Linked DNA regions of Homo sapiens: all the other regions are linked to region 7. Evidence: chromatin loops called from intact Hi-C (ENCODE). Cell type or tissue: PC-9. All regions are shown on one strand. Links, peaks and the distances in the headings refer to the core of each region. The heading gives the core; the rest is flanking DNA. Region 1 overlaps CUX1 (cut like homeobox 1). Region 2 overlaps CUX1 (cut like homeobox 1). Region 3 has its middle 28 kb from the start of LINC01007. Region 4 overlaps CUX1 (cut like homeobox 1). Region 5 has its middle 59 kb from the start of MYL10. Region 6 overlaps CUX1 (cut like homeobox 1). Region 7 overlaps CUX1 (cut like homeobox 1).

Evidence for each region. Hi-C counts contacts between places; a loop is a spot of excess contacts. Peaks named below come from ENCODE experiments on the same cell type or tissue, not always from the same donor. Only the 100,000 strongest peaks of a DNase experiment are listed, where the experiment ranks them.
Region 1: a loop joins it to region 7, with 4 times the contacts of the local background. A loop is called at or near these places in 4 of 110 quality-filtered maps.
Region 2: it touches region 7 in a loop (2.1-fold over the local background); 4 of 110 quality-filtered maps call a loop at or near these places.
Region 3: a loop joins it to region 7, with 4 times the contacts of the local background. A loop is called at or near these places in 2 of 110 quality-filtered maps.
Region 4: a loop joins it to region 7, with 2.7 times the contacts of the local background. A loop is called at or near these places in 5 of 110 quality-filtered maps.
Region 5: it touches region 7 in a loop (4-fold over the local background); 11 of 110 quality-filtered maps call a loop at or near these places.
Region 6: it touches region 7 in a loop (3-fold over the local background); 4 of 110 quality-filtered maps call a loop at or near these places.

What each region holds. Positions count from the first base shown.
Region 1 is chr7:102,061,748-102,066,087 of GRCh38, reverse strand. All of the region lies in intron 3 of CUX1 (cut like homeobox 1), which reads right to left. Among named protein-coding and RNA genes, the nearest start is that of SH2B2, 220 kb to the left of the region's middle. RefSeq lists enhancers at 1,566-2,282, 3,576-3,875. In PC-9, for the core only: no CTCF peak of the experiment used is centred there; a DNase peak (open chromatin) is centred at 2,077; H3K27ac peaks cover 419 bases.
Region 2 is chr7:102,003,300-102,007,639 of GRCh38, reverse strand. All of the region lies in intron 2 of CUX1 (cut like homeobox 1), which reads right to left. Among named protein-coding and RNA genes, the nearest start is that of CUX1, 190 kb to the right of the region's middle. In PC-9, for the core only: no CTCF peak of the experiment used is centred there; no DNase peak of the experiment used is centred there.
Region 3 is chr7:101,594,915-101,599,254 of GRCh38, reverse strand. No RefSeq gene overlaps it. Among named protein-coding and RNA genes, the nearest start is that of LINC01007, 28 kb to the right of the region's middle. RefSeq lists enhancers at 1-74, 75-1,003. In PC-9, for the core only: no CTCF peak of the experiment used is centred there; no DNase peak of the experiment used is centred there; H3K27me3 peaks cover 34 bases.
Region 4 is chr7:102,123,019-102,127,358 of GRCh38, reverse strand. The region is part of intron 8 of CUX1 (cut like homeobox 1); the gene reads right to left. Among named protein-coding and RNA genes, the nearest start is that of SH2B2, 160 kb to the left of the region's middle. RefSeq lists an enhancer at 1,586-2,138 and a silencer at 3,619-3,845. In PC-9, for the core only: no CTCF peak of the experiment used is centred there; a DNase peak (open chromatin) is centred at 1,908.
Region 5 is chr7:101,686,065-101,690,404 of GRCh38, reverse strand. No RefSeq gene overlaps it. Among named protein-coding and RNA genes, the nearest start is that of MYL10, 59 kb to the right of the region's middle. RefSeq lists a silencer at 1,724-1,853. In PC-9, for the core only: CTCF peaks have their summits at 1,711 and 1,913 (motif pointing left); no DNase peak of the experiment used is centred there; H3K4me3 peaks cover 831 bases.
Region 6 is chr7:102,234,290-102,238,629 of GRCh38, reverse strand. The region is part of intron 22 of CUX1 (cut like homeobox 1); the gene reads right to left. Among named protein-coding and RNA genes, the nearest start is that of SH2B2, 50 kb to the left of the region's middle. In PC-9, for the core only: CTCF peaks have their summits at 1,559 and 1,768 (motif pointing right); no DNase peak of the experiment used is centred there.
Region 7 is chr7:101,854,907-101,859,246 of GRCh38, reverse strand. The region is part of intron 1 of CUX1 (cut like homeobox 1); the gene reads right to left. Among named protein-coding and RNA genes, the nearest start is that of CUX1, 39 kb to the right of the region's middle. RefSeq lists an enhancer at 2,196-2,325. In PC-9, for the core only: CTCF peaks have their summits at 1,856 and 2,055; DNase peaks (open chromatin) are centred at 2,176 and 2,616; H3K4me3 peaks cover 1,477 bases; H3K27ac peaks cover 2,587 bases.

The sequences.
Region 1 (4,340 bases), core at 113-4,112, 210 kb before region 7:
GCCGGGCGTGGTGGCTGACACATGTAATCCCAGCACTTTGGGAGGCCAAGGCAGGTGGATCACAAGGTCAGGAGATGCAGACCAGCCTGGTCAACATGGTGAAACCCTGTCTCTACTAAAAATACAAAAATTAGCTGGGCATGGTGGCAGGCGCCTGTAATGCCAGCTACTCAGGAGGCTGAGACAGGAGAATTGCTTGAACCCAGGAGGCGGAGGTTGCAGTGAGCCGAGATCACGCCACTGCACTCCAGCCTGGCGACAGAGCGAGACTCCATCTCAGAACAAAACAAAAAAAAAACCACTCCACGTGTATCCATGTCATTTTATCTAAACCGGCATAAAAACCAAAAACCCCAGTGTTCCTCCACTCATCAGAGCTGTATCACAGGGACCAAGACTCTCAGTCCTCTCCCCGTGCCCTCTTCCACTAACACAGGGAAATTCCAGCCCAGTCCTGAGGAACACGGTCAGGCCGATGAGTTTAATGAATTCAGTATGCAAATGGACCATGAGGTTTCTTAAAAGAGATGACTTAAAAGATCCTTTTCTAAATGATAAAGTCCCCTCCGCTCCGCAGACAAGAATGGGCCTCAAGGCTGGGCGCAGTGGCTCAGGCCTGTAATCCCAACAATTTAGGAAATGGAGGCAGGAGTTCAAGACCAGCCTGGGCAGCAGAGTGAGACCCTATCTCTACCAAAAATAAAAATTAGCTGGGCATGGTGGCATGCACCTGTAATCCCAGCACTTTGGGAAACTGAGGTGGGAGGAGGGCTTGAGCCTAGGAATTCAAGACCAGCTTGGGCAGCATAGTGAGACCCTATCTCTACAAAAAAATACAAATTAGACAGGCACGGTGGTACACGCCTGTAGTCCCAGCTCCTCGGAGGCTGAGGTGGGAGGATCGCTTGGGCCCAGGGGTTCAAGGCTGGAGTGAGCTATGATTGAGCCACTGCACTCCAGCCTGGATGACCAAGTGAGACCCTGTCTTAAAAAAAAACAACCAGAATGACCCTGAAGTTGGAGTTTAGTCCATCCTCCCTCTGCAGCTCACCCAGTCTGTGGTAGGTTGTCCCTTTGTGTGACTTCCCTGCTGCAGCCAGTGACTTCCTAGTTCCGTGCTTTGCTTACTTGGAACACCCTTCGCTAACCTCTCCGTCCACTCAAAACCTATCTATGCTGCAAGACCCAATGCACACATCACTTCCTCCAGACCTCGAGCTGGGTTCCTGGGCTGTTCTGAGTCTAGAGGGAGGGAGGGAGCCTGGGCTTTGACTGCCAGCCCCACCTCCTCTGCACGAGGAGGGGACAGCAGCAGCCTCCAGGGCCTGGACGAGTCACTGACCTACCCTGGCAAGGGCCCCAGTACCAGACACAACACAGTGACTCTGCCACACAGAACAGCTTCCCCCCAGGTGTCCACATGGCTACCAGCCAGGAAGAGCATCCGTGGGAGGGAGGGAGGAAGGGACAGTGTCCTGCTCACCTTCATGCCCCCCACACACCCGCCTGACTCCCTGCAGGGAGCTCAGCCCATCCACTGCATGCCTTGGAGGTACAAGCCAAGGCTTGGTAACACAGCTCCCTCTGAGAAGGGGAGGGATCTGTGAATGAGCAAACGTCTAAGGTGAGGTCTTAAGGCAAGAATTGCTGAAGAGAGAATCCTAGGCTAGAATTCCAGCTACCTCGTGCCTGCCTGCACGTTAGCTTGAGGTAGGTACCGTGCCCTTAAAACCATTTAGAGCCGGCACCGTTGCTCATGCCTGTAATCCCAGCACTTTGGGAGGCCAAGGTGGGAGAGTCGCTTGAGCCCAGGAGTTCAAGACCAACCTGGGCAACACAGCAAAACTCCGTTTCACACACACTCTCACACAGACACAAAACTATTTGGAAGAAGCTAAACCAGGACGGATCTAGAGACGGTTAGACACTGGCCTGCAGCCTTGGGTAAAACCTGTCCTGCTCTGAGGGATCAGCCTCTTTTTCAGGCTCACCTCCTGCCATGCCTCACACTCCTGCCACACCCAGTCACTCCCAGTTCCCAGAACACATGAGCAATTTCCCCTCCGCCTGGAAGGCGCCTCCCAGGAATGCTACCCTGATCTGCAGGCTCAGAGCAGCTCCATCTCCCAGCCGCGGCCCCTCCCACCACCACCTGGGGCTGTCCTGGAGTTCTAGGATGACAGATAAGGCTGCCTGACTCAGGGATACTGAATTCCTGGAAAACTAAGCTGTAGCATCAACTGTTTTTCCTCCCGACCACGGGCACGCAGTGGGTGTTTAATATGCTTTTAATATCTTCCGCAATGGCCAACTGCATGGTCTGCAGATGTGACCCAAGGGTTCAGGAATCCAGGTTTAAATATTTATGAAAATGCTCAATATGTAAAGGGTTCTTGACAAGGCACGGTGGCTCACGCCTGTAATCCCAGCACTTTGGGAGGCCAAGGTGGGTGGATCACTTGAGGTCAGGAGTTCGAGACCAGCCTGGCCAACATGGTGAAACCTCGTCTCTCTTGACTAAAACTATAAAAATTAGCTGGGTGTGGTGGCAGGCGCCTGTAATTCCAGCTACTTGGGAGGCTGAGGCAGGAGAATGGCGTGAACTCGGGAGGCCGCGCTTGCAGTGAGCCAAGATCGTGCCATTGCACTTCAGCCTGGGCGACAGAGTGAGACTCCGTCTCAAAAAAAAAAAAAAAAAAAAAAAGAAAAGGAAATACTTAATATGTAAAGAGTTCTCTGTGTAGTAAGCATCTGTTTTGTGTGCTGTGAGATGATGACAGCCACTTGGCTGGCAGTAGCTCCTGGGAGGTGTCTTTCTCCACTGTACACACCCAACAGCGCTCTCCAGCTGTCTTCCTGCAGTGACCCGCACATCTGCACTAATGGCCGCTACTGGATTCCACGGTTATGTTTTCAGCAACATCACTTTCATAAGGCTGAGTTTTTTTTTTTTTAATGTAGTGTTACATTTATTTATTTATTTAGAGACGGAATCTCGCTCTGTCACCCAGGCTGGAGTGCAATGGTGCGATCTTGGCTCACTGCAACCTCCCCGCCCAGGTTCAAGAGATTCTTCTGTATCAGCTTCCCGAGTAGCTGGGATTACAGGTGCCTGCCACCATGCCCAGCTAATTTTCGTATTTTTAATAGAGACGGGGTTTCTCCATGTTGGCCAGGCTGGTCTTGAACTCCCGACCTCAGGTGATCCGCCCGCCTCGGCCTCCCAAAGTGCTGGGATTACAGGCATGAGCCACCGCACCCGGCTAAGTGTTACATTTAAAGACAAATGTGTAGTGCAGTGGCTCACGCCTATAATCCCAGCACTTTGGGAGGCCAAGGTGGGAGGATCGTTTGAGTGCAGGAGTTCGAGATCAACCTGGGCAGTGTAGCAAGATCCTGTCTCTACAAAAAATAAAAAATTGGCTGGGTGGGTGTGGTGGTGTATGCCTGTGGTCCCACCTCTTTGGGAGGATCCCTTGAGCTCAGGAGGTCAAGGCTCCAATGAGCTATGATTGCACCACTGCACTCCAGCCTGGGTGACAGTGAGACCCTGTCTCAAATAAAATAAGAGAAAGACAAATGTCTATAGGAAGGTATTTTAATCTAGCTCTCAATCAGTATCCGCTTATGATAGTATAAAAACTCAGTCTAGGTTTAGAAAACAAGTTTCATAGAAATCCACCAGATCTCTGAGATATGGAAGGGGTGAGAAAGTGCCCAACCATGTGAGTGCCAGCACGGCTGTGCTGTGGGTTCCCGGAGTCACATGGAATATGCTGCTGCCGCTCCCAACTACCATCTAGGCTCCCTGGAGGAGGCGTCACACATCGCTGCCCACTGCCACGTGACTTGTGGTGTAACAGCAACTTCCCCCTGGGTGCTTTCCCTCCTCAGTGATGTCAGGCATAGCCACACGAAATGCTTTGGCCAATGGTATGTAAGTGATGGTGTCTTATCTGAGCATTAAGATTTAAGAGCCAGTGTGCTCCCTCCCTCTGCTGCAAGGACCTTATAGGACCTACTTCCTCCACTGAGATCCTAGAATGAGGACCACCCACGGGGCTGGGGCACAGTCACAGCCAGCCCTAGTCAACATGACACATGAACAAGAAATGATCTTTGGTTGCCACAGGCCACTGAGATTTGTAGCAGTTTGTTTGTTACTGCAGCATAATCTAGTAAAAGCTGATGGTTACAGATCTCACGAGTTGGCCATATCTCTAAGAGAGTAACATACAGTGCCGGGCACAGTGGCTCACTCCTGAGCTCAAGTGATCTACCCGCCTCAGCCTTCCGAAGTGCTGGGATTACAGGCATGAGCCACTGTGACCGGCCAAGAA
Region 2 (4,340 bases), core at 176-4,175, 150 kb before region 7:
GGGAACAGGAGAGAGTGGGGCTTTGTAGAAGTTTAGGGCCCAGGTGAGGGTGGCAGCCCCTGCCACAAGCCAGACAGGAGGGGTGCAGGCCAGGAACTGATCTGGTGGTGAAGATGATGAGAAATCCACGTGGGAAATACCCGGAGCTGGCAGGACTTCCACAGAGAACCCAGGCCCTGGCACCCAGGGGCGGAGGGTGGGAGGTGAGGAGGTTCTGTGGCCAGGGTGCTTGGAAATGTCCCCTTAACAGGAGAGGGGAAGAGAACAGAAAGGCTGCAACAACTAAAAACTATAAGGGGCAAAAGGCTGAGACCTGTGGAAGAGCCGAGGGCCTCAGTGAGTGAGTGGTCTGATCTGAGAATGAACTGAGGGGTTCAAAGTCAGAGAGGGCCATGGCTTAGGTACAGGAGGCCGAGGCTGCAGTGAGCCAGGATCGCGCCCCTGCACTCCAGCCTGCGCTACAGAGCGAGACCCTGTCTCAAAAATTCAATCAGTAACAAATGAAATACAAACAAAATAAAAATTCAGAGGGCCATCAGTGAAGACCTCGGGGCATCTAGGCTCCGTGCATGGGGTCTGTTCCTTGGATGAGGCCAGCAGCAAAGATGAGAGATCCATCCCAAGGCAGCTCGTGCAGAGCCACTGCCAAGCAGAGGAGGAGGCCCGCGCTGGCGAAATCTACAAGAAATACACTTTTGTGTGGGAAATCTAAGAAGCAAGGGCTTTCCGCTGCATCCCGGCCTGCACCGTGGTGGGCGGGGACGGCTTCTTGCTCCTCTCGCACGCCCAGCATGGAGCAGCCCCTTGCACCCTTGGCAGTGACGCCTGATGCATCCAGTGGTTTTATTCCACATCTGCCCGTCACAAACTGTTCTAGATGAAATCAGTTTCTGAAGATGACAGCCCAAACCCATTCACCAATAACCTTATTTTCCCTAAAAGAAAAATTCATTCTAGGGCCGGGCACGGTGGCTCACGCCTGTAATCCCAGCACTTTGGGAGGCTGAAGCGGGTGGATCGCCTGAGACCAGCCTGGCCAACATAGTGAAACTCCATCTCTACTAAAAATACAAAAATTAGCCAGGTGTGGTGGCGCGCTCCTGTAATCCCAGTTACTCGGGAGGCTGAGGCATGAGAATTGCTTGAACCCGGGAGGCGGAGGTTGCAGTGAGCCGATATCGTGCCATTTCACTCTAGCGTGGGTGATAGCGCGAGACTCTGTCTCAAAGAAAGAAAAGAAAAGAAAAGAAAAAAAATCCATTCTACCGAGATGAGATAAAAACTGGCATTCCAGAGTTGTCCTTCGAGGGAGCACTGAGGCGTGGTCAGCAGAGAGCCTGACGAGGCTTCCCTGTTCAAAGAGTAACTAGACCATCAGCCTGGCCATTAAAAGGCAGGTTTCCAACTGGAGGCTCCAAACTGAAAGAGACCGACTTCCGAGCCAGTGGACCCCGCGGGTCTTTTTCTCTTTACTCCCGGGTTAAAAGGAGGGAGGTTCTGAAGGGAAACCCCAGGCAGCTCTCTTTCTGAATGCCTGCAGCCCCACTGGGGTCCTGCTACTTCCTCCCTAGGGTCTGCACTGAGAATGACGGACTTCAACCTCGGCAGCCTTAGCCTTCCAAGCGCATCTTCCATCGGCTTCCAAAACAAACCAGTTTCTCTGGCCAACCTCATCCACGCGGCCGCTCGCTCCTCGTGACCTTTCTCTTTAGACCCTCTGGTTTTGGTAAAAGCAAAGGGTTTTAGGCTTTGTAGCCTGGGATGCTAATGAGCTGCTCTTACTTCATCGAAAGGGCCTAAGAGGAGCTACACTACTTGTGCCTCCAGAAGCAGGTTCCCAGAAGGATGTGATCTTTCCAGGTCTTTCCAGAGGCTGAGCTGCTGACTGTGTCCCTGAGAGCCCCAGCCTCAGCAGGTGGAGTAGACAGAGGAGGGGAACCCAGCATCAGTGGGGTGAAGCTTTGGGAATCACGCAGTCAGGAAAACTAGCCTCAAGAAGAAAGAGGCCAGGTGCAGTGGCTCACGTCTATAACCCCAGCCCTGTGGGAGGCTGAGGCAGGAGGATCACTTGAGGGCAGGAGTTTGAGACCAGCCTGGGAAAGATAGGGAGACTATCGTCTCTGCAAAAATAAAAAAATTAACCCGGGTGCAGTGGTGCACACCTGTGGTTCCAGCTACTTGGGAGGCTGAGGTGGGAGCATCGCTTGAGCCCAGGAGCTCGAGGCTGCAGTGGAGCTATGATCGTGCTACTGCACTCCAGCCTGGATGATGGAGCAAGACCCTGTCTCAACAAAACAAAACAAAACAAAACAAAAAACCAGGCCGGTCTCGAACTCCTGGCCTCAGGTAATGTGCCTGCCTCAGGGATTACAGGCGTGAGCCACCGCGCCCGGCCCAGTGGAGATTTTTTAATGCATCTCTAGAGTTTTCCCAGAATTCCTTTCCGACTCTATCGAGAGCCAAGTTCTCTGTGACACAGCAAAACCCCCGACTCCCAGGTACTTCTGGGTAGAAGCTGACAGAGCCTGAATGACGGGCAGGAGTGGGACCCAAACAGGGGGATGACCTGCAGTCCCCTGCCTGCAATAGCAGCAGATGCTCTCTCCCAGGGGTCAGCAAGCTGCGGCAAGCCGGCCAAAACCAGCCAGCTGCTGGGATTTTTATGGCCCATGAGCTAAGAATGGTTTTTACACTTTTAAATGGTTGCATTTAAAGTGGTTATATAAGTGCCTACATGATATCCTGATTTTGCCTCTTTCTCCGTCAAGACTAACATATGTAGCACCAGGCTCTTTTAGAGAAAGCGTGTGGACCCCTGATCAATTCCCTTGTTTCTTTGCCTCTCTACTTGCTGCACTGTGTACCTGTCCAGGTGTGTGGCCCTGTGAGGATGGCTGCTTCACATCCCAGGAATCAGACCACGTGGAAGGAACCAGGCTCGGTGGTCAGGACACCAGAGCCCAAGTCTTAGCCCCATCCCTCTCCAAGGCAGGCATAACTCCCAAGCCTCAGTTTCTCCACCTGGGAATGACTCTAGCTCAATGGTGGCTGTGAATATCAACTGAGATGTGAGATAGGAATATATTTCTTAGAAGCCCAGAACACTCTTGGAATGAAAGTTTATTGTGATTTACGAGTTATCAGCCAAATTTGTTTTCTTTATGTTGAAACCCAACATTCTTTCCCAGTCCACATAAATCAAGTATGTGGGAGGAGGGGGATTTGATCCACTGCCAAACAGATGAACTAAGCCATCCGACCCGTGCTCCCAGGCTCCAATTCCACCACCAGGTCAGGGCAACCTCTTCATTCTAGGTCACTTTCCTTTGTACCTGATTATACCTGGCTGGGCCAGAGGAGGAACAGCTGCCCCAATCTCAAGCTAAAAACCAGAGGTGTGTGGACCCGTAAGGAAGCCTGCTTGGCATCGCAAATCAAACCATGTGGTAACAGCCGGGCTCTGGGGCAGGATATCAAAGCCCTGTCTTTCAGCCCCATTGGGTGAGGATAGCTCACCTGGTCCACCTTGTGCTACTGGGAAAATCTTTCCCACTGCATCCAGGTGCAGGTAAAGGAAGACAAAAAAGTTAAGCTGTATTTTTTAGGAAATTCAGAACAACTAAACATCTTTATAAAATTTATACGTGTATACATATAGTTTGTAGAGACAGGGGTCTCACTATGTTGCCCAGGCTGGTTCTAAACCCCTGGCCTCAAGCAATCCTCCCACCTTAGTCTCCCAAAGTGGCGGGATTACAGGCTCAGCCTAGAACTAAACACCTTATAACATGAAGCAAACTGCGGACTATGAGTATTCAAGGAGATGGTGATATTTAATATCCTATGTTATTCTAAAACTGGGGTTGCAATGTAAGTTCCATGTAAGTGACATCTTGGCTGCCTTACTGGCTCATGAACATATCTCATTCAATCCCCATAGCAACCTACGAGGCTGCAAACACCCCATTCCAGGGATGAGAAATCAGAGGCTGAAACCACCTGGGGTGACCTGATGAAGTGGTGGGGCTGCACCAGAGCCCAGGCCCCTGACCCCGGGGAGAGCCCAAGTTCTATACATGGTACAGGAGCCCCTTCCTTCCTCCAGCTCAGACTCGAACGGAGATCCCCTTCAATTCCAAGCAGCCTTGCAATAAAGCAAACAATGAATGCAAGGCTGGCACTCCAGCCCTGCTCTGGTCACCTTCTGAGCAGCTAAGAAGTAACTTCCCTTTATTGTCATACTGTTTATTTACAAGAAAACAACGAACACAACTGACAACAGAACAGTGGAGCGGGGGGCGGGCGTGTGTGTGTGTGTGTGTGTGTGTGTGTGTGTGTGT
Region 3 (4,340 bases), core at 112-4,111, 260 kb after region 7:
ATCTGGTCTCTATGGGTGGAACTAAGGTCACATGCCAAGAGGGCAGAGGGCAGTGGTTTCTTGACCATCTGAGTTCCATTCCCTCTGGGTCAGTTTTGGCTTCTGGGATCTGCCCTGTGAGCTCACAGAAAAGTACGGACTCCAGCAAGCTGCAGGCCCAGTTACCCTGGGAGATTCCAGCTGAGATGGGGCCTACTACTCCCCCTGGCTGGTCCCTTCCACCAGGGTGCCAGTGGCCACTGGGCAACAAAGCCCAGAAACAAGATGAGCTGGGAGCAAAGTTCCTTTAGCTCCATCCCCCAGCTGGGCCCAGTGTGTGGGGGGCCCAGGATCTGGATGAGAGGGGGTGCCTGCCTGACGTCACCAGTCAGCTTTGCCAAAGCCGACCGACCAGAACACACAAGCTGCTGCTTCCCAGGAAGTGGGGCAGGAGGGGGCTGGGCTGTCCCTGCCACTCCAGGTGCTCGTGCAGGCTCTGGGGCCTGGTTGGGCCTGGGTCTCTTCTCCAGGGTGGACGCTCTGCCCGTCCGCCTGTGCAGTTTCACCCCTACCCAGGCTCCATCTGGGACCCTCTCTGGCCTCAGTCATTGGTCCTTGGAGCAGGGTGTCGGCCAGGCCTAGGATTTGCGTCCTCAGCACAGGGTCATCAAAGCCTTGACGAGGCCCTCCGGCGGCTTGCCAGTTTCCGAGAGGTGAGATCATACACCTGAAAGTGGGCCCGCCCGGCCCTGCGCCTTGAATGGACTTCTTGTTCTCCCAGATCCTGGCTGTCAGCGCCAGGCTTGTCAGCAGGAGGTGACTCTGTTGGCCGTTCCTGCCTGGCCAGAGGCCCTGCCAGAGGCTAGGCGAGGGTGGGAGGCAGCTCAGAGCTGGCCCTGAACAGTCCCTCCAGCTGGGAGGCCCCGTTGTCTCTGCACCCCTTGTCCCTGATAGTGGGGCATGGGAAGGAGATGCCGTATCATAGGGTCTTCCATCGTGAAATCCTAGAAGTGTCTGGTACTCAAATGCTCAGTACAAGCTGCAGGGCCCCTGTATTCAGCAGCTTGGCTCTCATGCCTTCCCGGGGGGCCCAGAGATAAATAAGGCCAATGACTACCCACGAGGTGCACCCAGCCCAGGGAGCAGAATGAGTGGTTGGGTCTCAACGTTACGACCTGGCCAGTGGGATCTTAGAGGCAAGTCCTGTATACAGAACTTCAGAGCATAGAGAAGGGAGGGAATGCAGGCTTAGAGGTGGTAGGCTGCATGAGGAAGGGTTGTCAAGCTGAGCCCTAGTGGAGGAAGATGGGCAGGGGACAAAGATGGAGACAGCTAGTGTAGGCCCTACAGTGGGAACAGTGTGGCCTGGAGCTCTGGCCAGGGCAGGACAGTGGGGGTGGGGAGGATAGAAGGGGCTGGGGGCATGGATACTGTCCTGGCCTTAGGGAATGTCCTTTTCCCACTAGGACCCCTTCCATTTCTGGTTTCTTTCTTCAAAGTCCCCTGTTCACCCCCATAATCAGAGTTTCCTTTTGATCTCTCTTTGAATGCTTTCTAGGCATTCCTCCTATGTTTGCACACTGTTGGGCTATTCTTTTTTTTTTTTTTTTTTTTGAGACGGAGTTCTGCTCTTGTTGCCCAGGCTGGAATGCAATGGCATGATCTTGGTTCACTGCAACCTCTGCCTTCCAGGTTCAAGCGATTCTCCTGCCTCAGCCTCCCGAGTAGCTGGGATTACACATAAGTGCCACCGCACCCAGCTAATTTTGTATTTTTAGTAGAGACGGGGTTTCTCCATGTTGGTAAGGCTGGTCTCGAACTCCCAACCTCAAGTGATTCACCCAGCTCCGCCTCCCAAAGTGCTAGGATTACAGGTGTGAGCCACCACACCCAGCTTGGGCCATTCTTATACTTCTGAAAGCTTTCAAACTTACAAACAAATAAATAGACCTGGCACCGTGGCTCACACCTGTAATCCCAGAACTCTGGGGGGCCAAGGTGGGAGGATTGCTTGAGCCCAGGAGTTTGAGACCAGCCTGGACAACATAGCAAGACCCTGTGTCTACAAAATAAAACATAAAAAATGTAGCTGGGCATGGTGGCATGCACCTGTAGTCCCAGCTACTCAGGAGGCTGAGGTGGTAGAATCACTTGAGCTTGGGACATGGAGGCTGCAGTGAGTTATGATTGCACAATTGCACTCCAGCCAGGTGATAGACTGAGATCGTGTCTCTATAAACATTAAAAATAAATAAGCAAAAATGCCCACTGTTGCTTTTTTGCTTTTTCCTTACAGGACTCAGTCAATAAGTTTCAGACACATACAAGTTCTTATATGCAGGATTTTAAGTTCAAAATGATGATACATATTTAATGGTCTAGAGAAGGGAGTTGGTGAACTTTTCCTGGAAAGGGCCAGACAGTAAATATTTTAGGTGCTGTGGTCCATATGGCCTCTGATACCACCATGGAACTCTACTGCTCTCATGACAAAGCAGCTGTGGACAAGCTATAAATGAATGAGCATGCCTGTATTCCAATCAAACTTTATTTGTGGATACTAAAATTCGAATTTTGTATAAATTTCTCACATAGCTCACAAAATAATATTCTTCTTTTGATTTTTTCCAGCCATGTTATAGTGTAAAAGCCTTGCTTACCTTGCAGGCTATACAAATACAGGCAGCAAATTATTGTTATAGTTTTCTGTAGTACAGAATGACTAATCTTTTTCAAAAAGTAGTAAATAAATACTTTAAAGTTTCATAAATGGGTATACTATATGTTTTGGTTTTCTGCATAACAAATTGCCCCAACACTTTGGTTTTCTGCATAACAAATTGTCCCAACACTTAGTGGTTTAAAGCAATAACCATCTTAAATCTCATTATCCTATGAGTTGACTGTGCTTGGCTGGGAGGTTCTTCTGCTTTATGTGATGTTGGTTGGGGATGCAGCCATCTGGGAGCTATAGCGAGCTGGAATATCCAAGATGGCCCATCCATATGACTGGCAGCTCATGTTGGATGTTGCCTGGGACTTTAGCGGGGCTGTCAACCAGAGTGCCTAAATGTGGCTTCTGTACGTCTTTTGGAGCATGATGGCTGGTTTCTGAGAAGCAGTGTCCCAAGAGCAAGTGTTCCAAGAGGGAGAAGCAGAAACTGCCAGTCTTCACAAAGACTAGGACCCTGACTGGCCACTGTTCCTTCCATTGCATTCTATTGGGTAAGCAGCCATGAGGATAGTCTAGACTAAACAGGAGGGGAAATAGATTTCTTGAAAGGCATGACAAATAATTTATAGCCATCTGTAATCCATCATACCATCTGTCCATGTCAACACTGAATGGATGAACTTGTGTGCATTTTAGGTGATCGTTGGATACTTGAATGTTTGTGGGCTTCATACATGAGTACCACAGCCAGCTAGACAGTGGGGACATGTTCCCAGAGAGTTAATGGCTAACATTAATTGAGTGCACCTGTAATCCCAGCTACTCAGGAGGCTGAGGCAGGAGAATCACTTGAACCCAGAATCCGGGAGGCGGAGGTTGCAGTGAGCTGAGATCACACCACTGCAGTGTGAGGAATCCATTGAGAGTATGATATTATTGTATCCTCACAATATTCTGTAAAGTAGAAACTACTGTTATCCAGTTTTTACACATGAGGAAACAGAGGCTTAGAGAGTTCCATCTGTGTTGCAATAAGTGGCAATGCTCATGGAACATCTTATGATGAAGCTCAAGTGACAGGGGATGGCAGGGTCTGGGGCTCAGAGCAATCAGGGCTGAGGGGCACAGAATGGCTTAGATCATGAGAAGTGACTTGCCCAAGGTCACCCTTGACATCCCCAGTGGAGCTGAGCCAAGAACTCAGGGCTCCCAACTCAAGGTTCCACCCCAGGAGTGGGGCTCATTTTGCACCACCACCTGGCTTAGGAGACAGAGTCCTGCATTTTCATTAAGCTTGCAAGTTGGACCGGTCAACATCCCTGAGCTTCAGGTTTTCCCCCTTGGCAAATAGAGCAATGAACAGCTTCCTCTCAGAGCCATAGTGAAGACCGAACAAGAAAAGAAAAAATCACCACCACTGTCATTTTGGAGTGGTAAGCCTGGGTCTTCGGAGTGGAACAGATAGAAATCACCCACTTGGCACTCCAGGCTCTGCAGTTTTCTCATCTATAAAATGGGCCCGGATGTTGTGAGGGTTAAATGAGATAGCATGAATCATGCACATGACATAGAGTGAGTCCCCTCAAGGCACTGGTAGAGAAGGCAGCTCTGTCCAATCTGTAAGTCCCCAGTCACAAGTCCCCAGCCTGGGGCCTGCCAGATAGTGGTGTTGAACATATGTTGAATG
Region 4 (4,340 bases), core at 256-4,255, 270 kb before region 7:
GGTGCACACCTGCAGTCCTAGCTACTCGGGAGGCTGAGGTGGGAGGATCGCTCAAGCCCAGGAGTTGGAGGCTGCAGTGAGCTATGATAGTGCAACTGCCCTGCAGGCTGGGTGACAGGGTGAGACCCTATCTCGTAAAAAGAAAAAAAAGAAAAAAGAAAGCACTATATAGATCAGGGGTCCCCAGTCCCTTGGCCACATCTGTGGCCTGCTAGGAACTGGGCCGCACAGCAGGAGATGCGCTGCAGGAGGGAAGCTTCGTCTGTATTTACAGCTGCTCCCCATTGCTCTCATGACTGCTTGAGCTCTGCCTCCCGTCAGATGAGCAGCAGCATTAGATTCTCATAGGAGTGCAAACCCTACTGTGAACTGCGCATGCGAGGGATCTAGGCTGCACACTCCTTATGAGAATCTAATGCCTGATGATCTGTCACTGTCTCCCATCACCCCCAGATGGGACTGTGTAGTTGCAGAAAAACAAGCTCAGGGCTCCCACTGATTCTACATGATGGTGAGTTGTAGAATTATTTCATTATATATTACAATGTCATAATAATAAAGTGCACAATAAATAGAACGTGCTTGAATCATCCTGAACCGCGCCCCCCACTGCACTGGTCCATGGAAAAATTATCTTTCACAAAACTGGTCCCTGTTGCCAACAAGGTTGGGGACAGCTGTGTTAGATGATTTTGCCTAACTGTAGACTAATTAACGTGGGTGTTCTGAGCACGCTTAAAATAGGCGAGGCTAAGCTATGACATTTAGGTTAGGTGTGCTAAACACATTTTAGACTTAAGGTATTTACAAGTTACGATGGGTTTAGGGGACATAATGCCATTGTAAGGAACAATCTGTATAGAAAAAAAGACTATGGAAATAGGCCAAAATGTTAACAATGATCATCTTTGCTGTGGGATTATGAGTGATGATCTGCTTCCTTTAAAAAAAATCTTTGAGAATTTTCTAAACTTTGTATAGTAAACATGTATGGCTTTTGTACTTAAAAATAATGTCACGGGCCGGGCGTGGTACCTCACACTTCTAATCTCAGCACTTTGGGAGGCCGAGGCGGGTGGATCACTTGAGACCAGGAGTTCAAGACCAGCCTGGCCAACATGATAAAACCCCGTCTCTACAAAAAATACACACACACACACACACACACACACACACACACAGCCGGAAATGGTGGTGCACACTTGTAGTCCCAGGTACTCGGGAGGCTGAGGCTGGAGAATCGCTTGAACCCAAGAGGCAGAGGTTGCAGTGAGCTGAGATCGCACCACTGTACTCCAGCCTGGGCAACAGAGTGAGACTCTATCTCAAAAATAAAATAAAATAAAACATAAAAAAGGGAAAATAATGTCATGTAAAAGGAAACAGCCTATAATTCCAGCTACTTGGGTGGCTGAGGTGGGAAGATTGCTTGAACCCAGGAGGCGGAGGTTGTAGTGAGCCAAGATCATATCACCGCACTCCAGCCTGGGTGATAGAGTGAGACCTTGTCTCAAAAAAATAAATAAAATAAAATAAAATAAAATAAAAACAGCAGGACTGGCTGAGACTGCATGACAAAATTTTTTAAAAAATTATTTATGTATATTCATAAACATGTTTATATACATGGACACATGTACAGTGCCTTTTTTTTTTTTTTTTTGAGATGGAGTTTTGCTCTTGTCACCCAGGCTGGAGTGGAGTGGTGCGATCTCGGGAGTATTCCACAGGAAGGACGGTTCTCCTTTCTGCCAGCCTTCCCGCGTCTCTTCACAAGGTCCCTGGGTGGAACCGGGCAGCGTGAGGCAAGTCACTTTCTCCTCTGCCACTTCTGAAGCAAATAAGACGTGCTATGTCACTGAGATTTGCATGGCCAAGGCCCTCCCAGCGGCGGCCAGGGACTCCCCGTGGTGAGTCAGAACCTCATAGCTTTAAGGAATTTTACTGGGGGCAGAAGGTGGCGTGAATGTTCCAGGCTGGGCCTCCGTCCTAACTCTTCACTGTTGAAGCACTTGAAGGCTGGGTGGCGCCTGCTTTCTGCTTAGGAGCCAACAGCATCCTGAGTTTACCTTTCCAGAGCGCAAACGTCCTCATTGGGCAGGCTGCAGGCTGAACGCTACAGAGGCCGTTCAGCTCTGCGGTAACCCTGACCCACTCATCATCATGGGGAAGGCTCAAGAGTTCCTGGAGAGCCACGACGTGCTAAGCCTGTGGTGTACAGAGTGTGGGATAAAGCCGGTCTTTTGAGGTAGTTTTCAGTCAACACTTAAAAAATGGGGCCAGACGCGGTGGCTCATGCCTGTAAATCCAGCACTTTAGAAGGCTGAGGTGGGCAGATCACCTGAGGTCAGGAGATCGAGACCAGCCTGGCCAACATGGCGAAACCCTGTCTCTGTTAAAAATACAAAAATTAGCTGGGCGTGGTGCCCTGTGCCTGTACTCCCAGATACTTGGGAGGCTGAGACATAAAAATTGCTTGAACCCAGGAGGCGGAGGTTGCAGTGAGCCGAGATCATGCCACTGCACTCCAGCCTGGGCAACAGAGGGGAGACTCTGTCTCAAAAAAAAAAAAAAAATTTCTACTAACCAATTTTACAATATACCGGCATTAACTATAGTCACTGTCTAATACATCTCTCAAACTTATTCCTCCTGTCTACCTATAAATATGTATCATTTAACCAACCTCTCCTCACCCCCTGGTAACCACCATTCTTCTTAACTTTTATGTGATCAACGTTTTACATGAGTGAGATCTTGTGGTATTCGTCTTTCTGTGCCTGGTTCATTTCACTTAATGTAACATCCCCCAGATGAATCCACGTTGTTGTTGCAAATGGCAGGATTTCCTTTTGTAAGGCTCCATCATATTCCACTGTGGATCTACACATTTTCTTCATCCATTCATCTGAAGCTGGGCACATAGGTCACTTCCTCACCTAGGCTGCTGTGTGAACAGCGCTGTGATAAACGTGTGAGTGCAGGTATGCCTGCAACACAGCCATTTCCTTTCTTTGGATAAATACCCAGCAGTGACATTGCTGGATTGCAGCCTGCATTCGGCACTGCTGTGCAGGCTGCAGAAATGCCCGTTATCCACCCTGACCCCCACAATTTTGGGATGCAGGAAGGGGTGTGTCATGACACCCCCGTTTCACAGATCACCATATGTGCTACAATCTATACACTGTATTCACTCAACAGTCCGTTACCCATTTCCTTCACATATACACTGCAAGATCCCTAGGCTTACCTTAACAGTGAATCAGAAAAACTTTAAGGATCTCTTAAATAGGTAAAATCTGTAGGAATGCACGCCAAACCCAGGTGACAGTCTGTGAATAATGATTTTCTCTACCCTCTCAAAGGATGCTGGATGAATATGATTGCTTTATTGGCCAGGCGCGGTGGCTCATGCCTGTAATCCCATACTTTGGGAGGCCGAGATGAGTGGATCACTTGAGCTCAGGAGTTCAAGACCCGCCTAGGTAACATGGTGAAACCCCCATCTCTACTAAAAATACAAAAATTAGCCAGGTGTGGTGGTACACACCTGTGATACCAGCTACTTGGGTGGCTGAGGTGGGAAAATCGTTTGAAACCGGGAGGTAGAAGTTGTAGTGAGCCAAGATCGCATCACTGTACTCTAGCCTGGGTGACAGAGTGAGACCCTGTCTCAAAATCAATAAATAAAAAAAAGCAGTAGGACTGGTTGAGAGACTGTATGATAATTTTTTTTTTTTTTTTTTTGAGACGGAGTCTCACTCTGCCACCCAGGCTGGAGTGCAGTGGCACAATCTCGGCTCACTGCAAGCTCTGCCTCCCGGGTTCACGCCATTCTCCTGCCTCAGCCTCCCGAGTAGCTGGGACTATAGGCACCCGCCACCACGCCTGGCTCATTTTTTATATTTTTAGTAGAGATGGGGTTTCACTGTGTTAGCCAGGATGGTCTCAATCTCCTGACCTCATGATTCGCCCGCCTCGGCCTCCCAAAGTGCTGGGATTACAGGCATGAGCCACTGCGCCCGGCCGATAAAAATTTTTTAAAAACTGATTGCATGTTTATATTCACAAACATGTTTATATACATGGCCACATGCACAGTGCCTCTCTTTTTTTTTTATTTTTGAGACAGAGTCTAACTCTATTGCCCAGGCTGGAGTGTAGTGGCGCGATCTCAGCTCACTGCAACCTCTGCCTCCTAAGTTCAAGCAATTATCCTACCTTAGCCTCCCGTGTAGCTGGGATTACAGGCATGCGCCACCACACCCAGCTAATTTTTGTATTTTTAGTAGAGACGGGGTTTCACCATGTTGGCTGGTCTGGTCTTGAACTTCTGA
Region 5 (4,340 bases), core at 257-4,256, 170 kb after region 7:
GGTGCCTGGAGGGCAGAGCTTTCTGGGTTACCCAAGCCAGGTGATGACAGACGGGGTCTGTCCCCAGGGATGTGTCCACAGGAGAGAATGGCTTTAGCTGCATGCTGGGAGCGGCTTCTGGACTGTTCTCAGAAGCGTGGGGCCCTGTGCAGGGCATCTTGGCACTGAGTCACCCTCTCTCCCAGCTGCAGTCCGCAGCGGCACTTTGCCCTACCACTTAAGTACATGCATGCACTCATGCATGCGTGTGTGTGTGTGTGTTTTAAATTCATTGCTTTTGGTCTTCCTTTTATTTTCTTTCTCTTTTTAGAGACAGGGCCTTGCTTTGTCACCCAGGCTGGAGTGCAGTGGCACAATCACGGTTCATTGCAGCCTCCACCTCTTGGGCTCAAGCAATTCTCCTGCCTCGGCCTCCTGAGTAGCTGGGACAACAGGCACACGTCCCCATGCTGGGCTAATTTTTACATTTTTAGTAGCGATGAGGTCTCACTATGTTGCCCAGGCTGGTCTCAAACTCCTGGGCTCAAGCGATCTGCACCCCCTTGACTTTCCAAAGTGCTGGGATTACAGGCACAAAACACCGCACCCAGCCTTCTTTTCTTTTATGAATATAGTGACAGATCTTGGTTGGTGTCTAGTCTCTTCTGGTTTGCTGTGTGACTCTGCACTAGTCACTTGGCCTCTCCGGGCCATAGTTTTATCATCTGCCCTAAATGCCCTTTGAAAAGTTTCTTTGTAAATGGGGTGTTTGGGGCGTGCTACAGGCTGCCGATGGACCAGCATCGTGGTGGTGGTGGGCTCTCAGCTCTTCCTTCACCTGGCTGAGTTCACTATTGTGTCTGAGCCCGGGACCATGGGAGGCTCTGATGCCAGTTTCCTGAGGCTGGGACCCAACCGAAGCCTCCACTTAGGGATCAATCAGGGAGGGCTTCCTGTAGGAGTTGATGCCAGAGTGGGCCCTGGTGAGGCTGGGGAAACACCTTTCCCGGCAGGACGATCAGCCATTGCAAAGACCAGAAGGCAGCTGTAGGACAGTGGGAGTCTCAGAGGGACAGAGGTAGGGCATAGAGTCAGGGACGTCTGAGCGTGGCCCAGTCACTCTGCCTCAGGGTTTAGTTTTGGGCTGGGAAGGAGCTGGAAGGGCTCATTGTGGTCAGAGTTGGGGCACCCCAGGGCATGGCAAGGGCATCTGCCAGACCTGGGTTCCAACCCTGCCTTGGCCATCCACCCCCATGTGACCTTGGGCTTTGAGCCCATCTTCCTCGTTGGTAAAACGTCTAATAGACATGTTGGGAGGAGTAAATTAAAGCAGCTCCTTGCTCCTGGTACAGTTGGGGTCTGCCCCTTGCCCCCTTGGTTTTGGGGTAGTGGCACCCTTGAGCCTTCTCACTCTCACACGGGGCCCTAAAAACCACTACCCCCAAACTGAGGGAGAAAACGCCTAGGCGAGGAACTATCCTGGAAGGATGTGAAGAGGAACTATCCTGGAAGGATGTAAGTGAGGGTGCACCCTCACTTAGGGAGCACCGCCTGGGCCAGGCCTTCTGCCTGGCACTCAGCATGCCACCCTCCCTTACTCCGTGGACTGGGATTCTCCTGGGTGGCCCCTCCCTCCCCACGGTTGATTCCTATTCGTCCACTTTGTCCTGCGTCCCAGAGGCATGGACAGGCCGTGCACTCCAGGTCTCCTGCTGAGGGACCGGAGAGGCCCCTGGGACCACGGGAGCTGCCGAGGGCTAAGGATGCCAGGGGTGGGGAGGGAGGGTGGTGGAAGGGTTCCCGGGTGCGTGTTTGAGCTTTGGGGCGAGGCTGGGGCCCGGGGAGTGAGGACCTGGGGAGTGGAGACCCGGTTGGTGGCAGCGCGGCCCCTCCGGTCTATCCCGATCCTCGTTAGCGCGGCGCCACCTAGCGGCGCCCGGGGGAAGCGGCGGCTCGACCTCGTCCAGAGCGCCTCGTGGGGTCCGGAGTTCCCCGTGCTTCTGCTGCGCCCTCGGGGAGCGAACGACGGGCAGGGGGGACAGGAAGGGGCCGCCCTGGCCTCGGCCAGAGGAGCAGGAGGCGAGGGCAAGGCTGTAACTCCTGACACCTAAGGGCCTGGATGCCCGGGGGAAGAGGCGGGAGGAACGAAGTCAGGGCTGACTCAGCCCTGACCTTGGACCTGACCTTGACCCCAGGCCCTGTAGTTTGCTTCCTTAACCCCAGTTTCCATGAACAGAAGCCTCCACTTAGTCCCATCAGGGAGGTCAAGGGGGAGGCAAGAGAGGAGGGATGTCCAGCCTGGGCAGGGAAGAAGGTCAGCCCTGGGAGTGCAGCAGGGGGGTGGCGGGGGCTGGGTAGGGTGGGCTCAGGGTGCACTGGGAGGGACAGGGGACAGGAGGCACAGGCTGTGGGTCGCAGGCCCAGGATGGGCTGCGGGGTGGGACCTGTGGCAGAGGATCCCAGAAGGCAGTGAGGCCAGGGCTGCAGGGTCTCCTGTCCACCCAATAGGACCCCACCCTGGTTCCTTACAAGTAGGAGGTCCCCAAGCCATTGCCCATATCCTGACCCCCTGTCCTGCAAGCCACAGCCTCTTCCTCCCTCCCCTGTCACTGAAGGACCAACCAGGAATACAGTGTTTAAGTCAAGCAGAATGGACACATCTTTAGGGAGCCCAACGGTGGGGTGCCAGGGTCTGAATGGCGCTGTGTGTAGGGGGGTTATATGCTCGGCTCCCAAGCCTGGGGCAGGTCATTCTGGCTCTGCCCAGATTCCACGCTGACTTTGGGCAGACCAGCATCTTCCCCAGCAAAAGGCCCTGTGGCATGGGGAAATTCCTGCGCATGAAGCTGGAGATGCACGGTCTATGGGTGAGTGGACCCCAGTACTACGGTGGAACCCCCAATACTGCAGGGGCACCTCAGTGCAAGGCAAGGCCGTGCACACCTGTCGTAGGACACTGAGAGACATTAGCGTAGTGATGATGCCTATGTGTGTATGTGTGTGGTCTATGTGAGTACAGCTCTGTGTGTTAGTGTATGTGTGTGCATCTGGTGTGTGACTACATGTCTGTGTGTGCGTGTTTGTGTGTGTCTCTGTGTGTTAGTGTGTGTATTCATTTGAATGTGTAAATACATGTCTGTGTGTAAGTGTGACTCTGTGTGAATGTCTGTGTGTGTCTTTGCGTTAGTGTGTATGTGAATGCATGTCTGTGTGTGCCTGTGAGTATGTATCTGTATGTCAGTGAGTGTATATGTGAATGCATGTCTGTGTGTGTACGACTGTAGTGTGTGTGTGTGAATGTGTGTCTGTGTGACTAGGGGGTTGGAGGGTGTGAGTGGAGCTCTGGGCAGAGTGGTCCCTGTGGCTGTACAATTTGGAAAATGCCCTCTATGCCCTGCCCACCTCCCTGGGGCAGGGGGTGCCGTCCTATTTCCCTGGTGAAGCCTGCAAATTCCTCCTGGTGTAGGGGGTCCCCTTCTCTCCTCTACCTCCCCTCCACGTCTTGCCCACAACCCACAGTCCTGCTCTTTGCAGATGCCCTCTTGGGCTGTGTCTGCTGAGGGGGGCTCGGGGCCACCCTACTTCGTGACTTCAGCCTGAGAATCTTTTTATTTATTTATTTTATTATTTTTTTTTCTGAGACTGAGTCTCACTCTGTTGCCCAGGTTGTAGTGCAGTGGCATGATCTCGGCTCACTGCAGCCTCTGCCTCCCGGGTTCAAGCAATTGTCCCGCCTCAGTCTCCCGAGTAGCTGGAATTACAGGCATGCGCCACCATGCCCAGCTAATTTTTGTATTTTTAGTAGAGACGGGGTTTTGCCATGTTGGCCAGGCTGATCTTGAACTCCTGACCTCAGGTGATCCATCTGCCTTGGCCTCCCAAAGTGCTGGGATTACAGGCATGAGCCACTGTGCCTGGCCCAGCCTGAGTCTTGTATAAGGAGATTCAGGTGGAAAACAACGAGGACATAAAGCTATGTGGTGGTGCTTTAAAAATCAAAATGTGGGCCTGGCGCGGTGGCTCATGTCTGTGATCCCAGCACTTTGGGAGGCCGAGGGGGGCGGATCACCTGAGGTCAGGAGTTTGAGACCAGCGTGAGTAACATACCAAAACCCTAGCTGTACAAAAAATTTAAAAAATCAGCCGGATGTGGTGGCACGTGCCTGTGGTCCCAGCTACTTAGGAGGCTGAGGCAGGAGAATGACTTGAGCCCTGGAAGTCAAGGCTATAGTGAGCTGTGGTTGCGCCACTGCATTCCAGCCTGGGCCACAGAGTGAGAACCCCATTTCTAAATAGATAAATAAATAATAAGAAAAAGCCAGGTGTGGCCGGGAGTGCTGGCTCACCCCTGTAATCCTGGC
Region 6 (4,340 bases), core at 210-4,209, 380 kb before region 7:
ACCGAGGCAAGAGACCGAGGACACAAGCTGTTCTAGTATAATAAAATATAAAACAAGAATAGTTACACCAGATATAGATCTTAGATATGATTATATATGAATATCATTAATCATTAGTTTGTAGCAATTACTCTTTATTCCAATATTATAATAATCCTTGCTCTATAACCATAACCTAGGAAAAACCAGGCCATACAGAGATAGGAGATGAGGGGACACAGTGAGGAGTGACCAGAAGACAAGAGTGCGAGCCTTCTGTTATGCCCAGACAGGGCCACCAGAGGACTCCTTGGTCTAGAGGTAACGCCAGCGTCTGGGAAGACGCCCGTTGCCAGGCGGACCGTGGTCTAGCGGTAGCCTCAGTGTCAAGGAAAAACACAGGCTACTTAGCAGACCGGGAAAGGGAGTATCCCGGGAAAGGGAGTATCCCTTTCCCCGGGGGAGTTTAGAGAAGACTCTGCTCCTCCACCTCTTGTGGAGGGCCTGACATTGTCAGGCTTGCCCGCAGTTATCTGGAGGCCTAACCATCTCCCTGTGATGCTGTGCTTCAGTGGTCACGCTCCTAGTCTGCCTTCATGTTCCATCCTGTACACCTGGCTCTGCCTTCTAGATAGCAGTAGCAAATTAGTGAAAGTACTAAAAGTCTCTAATAATGGTGTAGGTTGTTTCTCTCTTTGTCTCCTCTCTCTCTCTGCCTCGGCTGCCAGGCAGGGAAGGGCCCCCTGTCCAGTGGACATGTGACCCACGTGGCCTTACCTATGATTGGAGATGGTTCACTCTCCTTATCCTGCCCCTTTGTCTTGTATCCAATAAATATCAGTGCAGCCTGGCATTTGGGGCCACTACCAGTCTCCACAACTTGGTGGTAGTGGTTCCCCGGGCCCAGCTGCCTTTTATCTCTTTGTCTTGTGTCTTTATTTCTATACTCTCTCGTCTCCACACACGGGGAGAGACCCACAGACCCTGTGGGGCTGGTCCCTACACCTGGGGAGGCAGAAGGGGAAGTTGCCTAGAAGAGATGATGTTTAAACTGAATCCTGAAGGACATCGCCGGGCGTGGTGGCTCTCGCCTATAATCTCTGCACTTTGGGAAGCTGAGATGGGAGGATTGCTCGAGCCTAGGAGTTTGAGACCAGCCTGGAGAACATAGAGAGACCCTGTCTCAAAAAAAATTTAAAAATTAGCCAGTGTGGTGGCGTGCACCTGTAGTCCCAGCTACTCGGGTAGCTGGGATGGGAGGATCACTTGAGCCCAGAACACCGAGGCTGCGTGCACCCGAGTAGCTGGGACGGGAGGATCACTTGAGCCCAGAACACCGAGGCTGCAGCAGTGAGCTATGATTGCATCACTGCCCTCCAGCCTGGGCAACAGAGACCCTGTCTCTAAAAAAATAAAATAAACAGCTTAGGCAAGGGATTTCCTTAATTAACTTGCCATTTTGTCATGAGAACTCAGAAGCAATTGAGAAGGTAAATCTTCCCCATAGAAAACCCAAACAGCGGAGTCAAAGCTGCTGGATCCAGAGAAAGGAGTTGGATTGTCCAACCGTGGGGACTCCCTCCAGTTCCCTCCTAGGGGACAGACGACTGACCAGGGGCTGGCAGGGGGCTGGAGAAGGCCTCTCTAGGGAGCAGCCTTTGTGGCCGGCACCCCCAGGAGTGAAGAGAAGGCCATCGGACCACAGCGGCTTTGGATACTAGGGCACCTTTGGAAAGGTCTGGGCCCCGCAGAAACAGTAATTCATTTGTAACACAAGAGGGCGCCCCGAGCCTGTGCCGAGGGAAAGATGGGAGGCCTGGGAAGCCCTGGAGATGTATTTGCGGGGACTAAGGTCCTTTCCTAAGGGCCCCAGGGTGAGAAACACAGCAGGGAGTTGGGTTGTCAGGGCCTCCTCCCTCCTAAGGGCTGAGGGCTGCCTCCTGGCTAGTGCAGGAAGCTTCACGCTGCTCGGGTGAGGGGATCACGGGAAACTCTGCACAGATCTATTGGGTTCATGACAGCATTTTCTCTACTTTTGTTTATGTTGGAGATTTCCCATAATAAGACATTGAAAAGGCCGGGCGCAGTGGCTCATGCCTGTAATCCCAGCGCTTTGGGAGGCCGAGATGGGAGGACTGCTTGAGGCCAGGAGTTCAAGATCAGCCTGGGCAATATAGCGAGACTTTAAAAAACAAAAAACAAAAAACAAAACGAAAAATAAGTTGAAAACTTTTAGGGGGGCAATGTGGCACCAGGCCTCTGCAGCTTACAGCGCTGCCTGGGGCTGCCCAAGAGGCATGGCCTACCTCAGACCCTTAGACTACAGGCCCAAGGGCAGGCCAGAGCTCGCTAGAGGGGCCCTGAATGGGGCAGAGGCCACCACCTGGGCAGGTCATCAGTGGGCAGCAGCAGTGCCCCTGGGTCATCCCAGGGGGGCAGCTCGCAGCACAGAGGCAGCGGATGTATATTTAAGAGCATCTGCTTTGAAATCTGACAGCCCTGAGTATGAATTCCCGTTCCCTACTGATAGGAGCTATTGAAATCTGCTAGGCTGCATGAAGCACCGAGGTTCGTATTTCCTGGATAAGGACATCTAAGCAGAGTCGTGTGGATGAACAGCAGTCTTAGCGCAGTGCCTGGCAAACAGGGCAGTTCTCAGAAAATAGAAGCCTCTATTATTATAAAGGAACCCCCATAGGGTTCCTGGAGGAGGCACCAGACACTCTCTCTCCTTCAGCAGTCCTTTCCCGGGTTGGGTGAGAACGGCGATGCTTGGCTGGAATTTCTGGGTGAATTAAGAACTGACAGGCCTGGGTTCCATACCCACCCCTGGCTCAGATGTTGTGTGCGCGTGTGTGTGTGTGTGTGTGTGGCGGGGACGGGGGTGGGGTGGGCTGGGGCAGAGCCACTCAAGGGCCTGGGATGCCCATTCTTTTTTTTTTTTTTTTTGAGATGGGGTCTCGCTGTGCCGCCCAGGCTGGAGTGCAGTGGTGTCATCTCTGCTCACTGCAACCTCCTCCTCCCAGGTTCAAGCGATTCTCCTGCCTCAGCCTCCCAAGTAGCTGGGATTACGGGCGTGCGCCACCATGCCTGGCTGATTTTTGTATTTTTCAGTAGAGATGGGGTTTCACTATGTTGCTGAGGCTGGTCTTGAACTCTGAACCTCAAGTGATCCACCTGCCTCGGACTCCCAAAGTGCTGGGATTACAGACATGAGCCACTGTGCCCGGCCCCTGGGATGCCCACTCTTAGTTAAGGTCCTCTGCGTTAGCTGATCAGGGAGGCTGCCGCTTCTTACGGTCAGACCGGCAGCAGCTGGTTCCCAGTCTCTGCCCCTAAGGGATGCAGTTCAGCCGCCCAGTGAGCTCCCAGCACCATAGGTGACCTGAGGACTGAGGGTGCTCGAGGGGCGGACTCACTGGCGAGGACCAGCGCTTAGAAACTGCAAACCAAGAGGCACAGCACACCTGGCTTTAGGCATTTTTCCTATGCTGTAGCCTACAGGCTGCAAGAAGAACATGAATCCACATTCGAGATGACATGTGGGTGCACGTGGGGTTATTCCTCTAGGGAGGCCAAATCCCCAGAGGCTGGGAAATAACAGCAAGAGAGAGATCTGTTGTGGCAGGAGTTTGCTTTGTCACTTTCCAGGCCGGGTGACCTTGGTGGAGGCACCGAACCTCTCTGAACCTCTGTTTCCTGATCTACAAAATGCATTTTTTTTTTTTGAGATAGGGTCATGGTCTGTCACCCAGGCTGGAGTGCGGTGGCTCAATCTCTGTTCACCGCCTGCAGGGTTCAAGCGATTCTTGTGCCTCAGCCTCCCAAGTAGTTGGGATTATAGAGGCGCACGCCACCAAGCTTGGCTATATTTTTTTTTTTTTTTTTTTTTTAGTAGTGAGGGGGTTTTGCCATGTTGGCCAGGCTGGTCTTGAACTCCTGACCTCAAGTGATCCGCCTGCCTCAGCCTCCCAAAGTGCTGAGATTACAGGCGTGAGCCGCCGTGCCCTGCCTACAAAATGCATTTCTTATTTCTCTCTCTGATAACAAAGGAAGGCCTCTAGCCACCTGGTACATGCTCAGTAAATGCTGTGATAGCCCGATCAGCCACCCACACAACACAAAAACCAAATGCAGCGCCCCCAGAGCTGTTTCGCTCTCCTTGGTTAAAAGTGCTCCCAGTGCTAAAAAAATCTTTAGATTCAGGCTGCTGGAGAGAAAAAGTTACACAACTTTCCAGCCCTCTTAGGTACTCATTAGCTGATGACCATCCAAAAATATTTTTGCCCTGTCCTCTGGTCCCTTGGTCATGGGTCAATGTCCCTCATCAGCTGTGTGTGAAAGATTTGAAAGAAACAGCC
Region 7 (4,340 bases), core at 198-4,197:
TCCCCCAGCTCAGGTGCAGGGAGGGATGCCTTTGCTGAGTTACTCTAGGGCTCTGCTCTCAACCCCAGGCTCAGCAGGGACTGCAAACCCAGCTCTCATGGGCAGTGCCTTTAGTGACAAGGGCATAAACAAAACTATAGCCTGAAGTCGAGCTAGAGTTTCCAAAGGCCCTCTGGTTGCCGGTCCATTTTCAATCATTAGCCACCTGACCTACTTCCAAATCTAGAAAGCCAAACAATACCGGATTTCTTCAATTAAAATACTGCTGGTTTTCACAACGCATGAAGGGAAGACTTTCTTGTGATTAAACAGCCATTCCCTGGGAGACCGAGGGAAGCGGATCACCTGAGGTCAGGAGTTTGAGTCCAGCCTGGCCAACATGGCGAAACCTAGTCTCTACTAAAAATATAAAAATTAGCCGAGCATGGTAGCGAGTGTGTGTAATCCCAGCTACTCAGGAGGCTGAAGCAGGAGAATCTCTCGAACCTGGGAGGCGGAGGTTGCAGTGAGCTAAGATCGTGCCACTGCACTCCAGCCTGGGCCACAGAGCAAGACGCCATCTCAAAAAAAAAAAAAAAAAAAAAAGGCATTCGCATTCTAAGGGCCAAAGTATACCCTCACTAAACCACCACAGCTCACAACTAACTCACTCAACATAGGGCTCACTGAGCATTTGCTGTTGTGGGTGCTAAGAACAAAGTCATTGTTTTCAGAATTCAAACATTCTTTCGGGTGAGAGGAGTGGAAGACACAGGTTTTATAAGTAGGGGATCATGTGCAGATAAGTCATTGAAGAAGAAAAAGTCAGGGAAGGCGGGAGGGACCAAGAAGGGATGGGTGAGGATGGCTCCTCTGAGAAGGGGACATGTGAGCTGAGACCTAAGAAAGTAAAACCTAACCATCACAAACCAAAGTCGGCCTCTAAAATGGGATCCCCACCACCAACCCCAAAACCAGATACTACAATGCTCTTGGCCGGGTTTTTAGCCATGTGCTTGGTTAGCTGCTGCTTAACTTTATTCTTAAGGAATCTACATACTGCATTTTTTTAAAGCAGGTTCCCTGGTAAGAAACCCTACTCCTCAGAAACAACAAAAATAGTATGTTCTGTTTTCTCTTTTTTTGAGACAGAGTCTCGCTCTGTTGCCCAGGTTGGAGTGCAGTGGCACCATCTTGGCTCACTGTAACCTCCGCCTCCTGGGTTCAAGTGATTCTCCTGCCTCAGCCTCCCGAGGAGCTGGGAGTACAGGTGCGTGCCACCACATTCGGCTAATTTTTGTATTTTTAGTAGAGACGGGGTTTCACCATGTTGGCCAGGCTGGTCTTGAACTCCTGACCTCAAGTGATCCTCCCACTTCGGCCTCCCAAAGTGCTGGGATTACAGGCGTGAGCCACCACCCCCAGCCCTTACTGTTAAATGACCATGATGAAGCTGATTTCTACAAATACACCAGGAGGAAGAGCTAAGGGGGGAAAAAAATTCCCTGCAAAATAAAACGAAACAAAGCTCCTTGCAATTATGCAAAGCTATAGCACAGCTAAGTTATTCTGAGCTAACTCAACCTAGAGGGGTGACGGCCTGGCAAAGGGGGTCATCCGACCCAGCCAGACAAGCTCCGTCTTTCCCTTCCTGCTTCACTCATTTCTGAAAAGAACAGTTCCAGTTTAAAGTAACCCAGCAAATTCATCCTCAACGGGTGAAACCCCATCCTCGCTTCACCTGACTCAAAGCGTGCGCTGCTTTAATTCAAAACAGCTGACTTCGGAGGCCTACAGTCCTCATTTTTCATCCGTCCCCATCATACCAAAAGCAGACTATGTAAGTAAGAGCGGTGAAAGGCCTTTCTGTGCTGAAAACATATTTTATGTATTGAAAAGTACTTGGTGGCCACGCATCTTAACTCCTGAAGAAGAAAATAGTTATTTCTTTTTATTTCTGCAGATATTTCAAAAATATGATAGGTATTGAATGCTAGGCCTGTGACAGGCAAAATGCCCTGTAGGAGGTGCCCGGGTTTCAGAGTCAAGCACAGCCCCCAATCAGATAAGCAGAGGCCTGGGAGAGGGAGGACATCAGGACCCACGTGACGCTAACACCGGGCGGGGTAAGGGCAGGAACATGGCGCAGGCCCAAAAGTGGCCCGCGGCGGGTGGTACGGGGCAGGACAGAGTCCACCTGCTGGAGAGGATCTGAAGGGCCTCGTCCTAACAGAAACAGGAACCGGAGCTGGGCAGGACTTCAGAGGCTGAAGGATGGGAGAGGGAGGGTGCGCCCAGGAGGAGGCACAGCTTGAGCAGAGGCGTGGCTGCATGACCGCGGAGGGAGGGTTCACACCCGGGGCCTGTGGTACGGCTGGCAGGCGTGGGAGAGCCAAGGTGGGGACACAGAGAGGTCAAGGAGGCCGAGGCCGAAAAGGGACCACAGAATTTGGCTACAAGAAAGCAGTTTCAGTTTAACGATGACAAGGGAGCCCGAGTGAAGAGGAAAACCTGTCAACTCCTCGTGAAAGTCGGGAGGGTTTCTGCGTAGAAAAAAACAGCGTTCAGCAGCTCAGTTGGCTGCCGTGAAGTCATCAGAACTAGAGGAAGAGTTGGACTTGCTCTAGTGAGGACAGCTTTTGAAGTCACTAACCACAAGGAGGAAGCCTTCCCCTCTGGGCCTGCAGGAAACAGATTGCGTGGCTTTGTCTGTCCTGGCTGGGGAACGCATGACACGCTGAAGGGTTTTCCAGCTCTAGGGAAGAAAATTCATCTTTCTGTAAAGTCCACTTCGTCTTCCATTATCTACCAGACTTCTTGATGGGACCATTTTTAGAGCCTTCAGTGAAAGAATGGAAAACACTAACTTGGATAAACAATTAAGAGTAGGGAGGGAAATAGGTGAAGACGCAACTCTGATGAAATAAACAAACCGCAACCGTGGAATAACATTCTGGTTATTATGGGTCGTGATTAACGGCTCCCTGCGTTGATGGCTGAAAACTTGTGCTTTACTGCACACTTCCAGCAGAATTTAGCTGCTTTTTTCTTTCTTGTTTCCTTTTTTTTTTTTTTTTTTTTTTTTGAGACAGGGTCTCACTCTGTCACCCAGACTGGAGTGCAATGGCTTGATCATAGCTCACTGCAGCCTTGACCTCCTGCTGGACTCAAGCGATCCTTCAGCCTCAGCCCCCAAGGAGCTGAGACTACAGATGCACGCCACCACACCTGGCCAATTTTTCTTATTTTTTGTACAGACGGGTTCTTGCTATGTTGCCCAGGCTAGTCACAAACTCCTGGGCTCAAGTGATCCTCCCGCCTCAGCCTCCCAACGTGCTGGGATTACAGGCGCTAAACCAGCACTTAAGCTGCATTTTTTTTTTTTTTTTTGAGCTGGAAACTCCTTCTACCGCCCAGGCTGGAGTGCAATGGCACAATCTTGGCTCACTGCAACCTCCGCCTCTCGGGTTCAAGCGATTCCCCTGCCTCAGCCTCCCGAGTAGCTGGGATTACAGGCGTCTGCCACTGCGCCCAGCTAATTTTTGTATTTTTAGTAGAGACGGGGTTTCACCATGTTGGCCAGGCTGGTCTGGAATTCCTGACCTCGTGATCCACCCGCCTTGACCTCCCAAAGTGCTGGGATTACAGGCATGAGCCACCGCGCCCGGCCTTAAGCTGCTTTTTAACACATGGGGAGAACACAGAGAAAGTACCAAAATGAATGTTGTAACTCAATTCTAAAATACGTGAAAATATACTGAAGACTCTTCCATTGCATCATCTTGTAAATTCAGGTGAAATCCTGCCTGTCCCTACCTAGGCCTCATTTTCCTTATCAACCTATGAGAAACGACCAGGCATTTCTTGGGTCCCCAGCACCCTGGAGAAAGAGACCACTCGGAGGACACGGCCCCTCACCTCATGGTCCCCCTGGCAGGCAAGGCCACCGGGCCAATTAATGGAAGTCAGTGACCAGCAACTGGAAGGGCTACAGGGTTTGGGAGGAGATAGAGCCTCTGAGGTTGGAAAGGCGGCCAGGGTTTCACTGGGAGGCAGGGCCTGGGCCAGGCTCCAAGGGACGGGGTCCAGCCCCCAGCAAAGCATCAGCACACACTTCAGCAGGAGGTAAGATGCCACGGCACTGGGGAAATTTTTAAGCAAGAGGGAAGAGGATGCATTAACAGAGAAGAGGGAGGTCACCATTGTGGGGCATTGCAATCCAAATTGAGTCCAGGCCGGGCGAGGTGGCTCACACCTGTCATCCCAGCACTTCGGGAGGCTGAGGTGGGAGGATCACTTGAGGTCAGGAGTTTGAGACCAGCCTGGTGAAACCCCACCTCTACTAAAAATACAAAATTAGC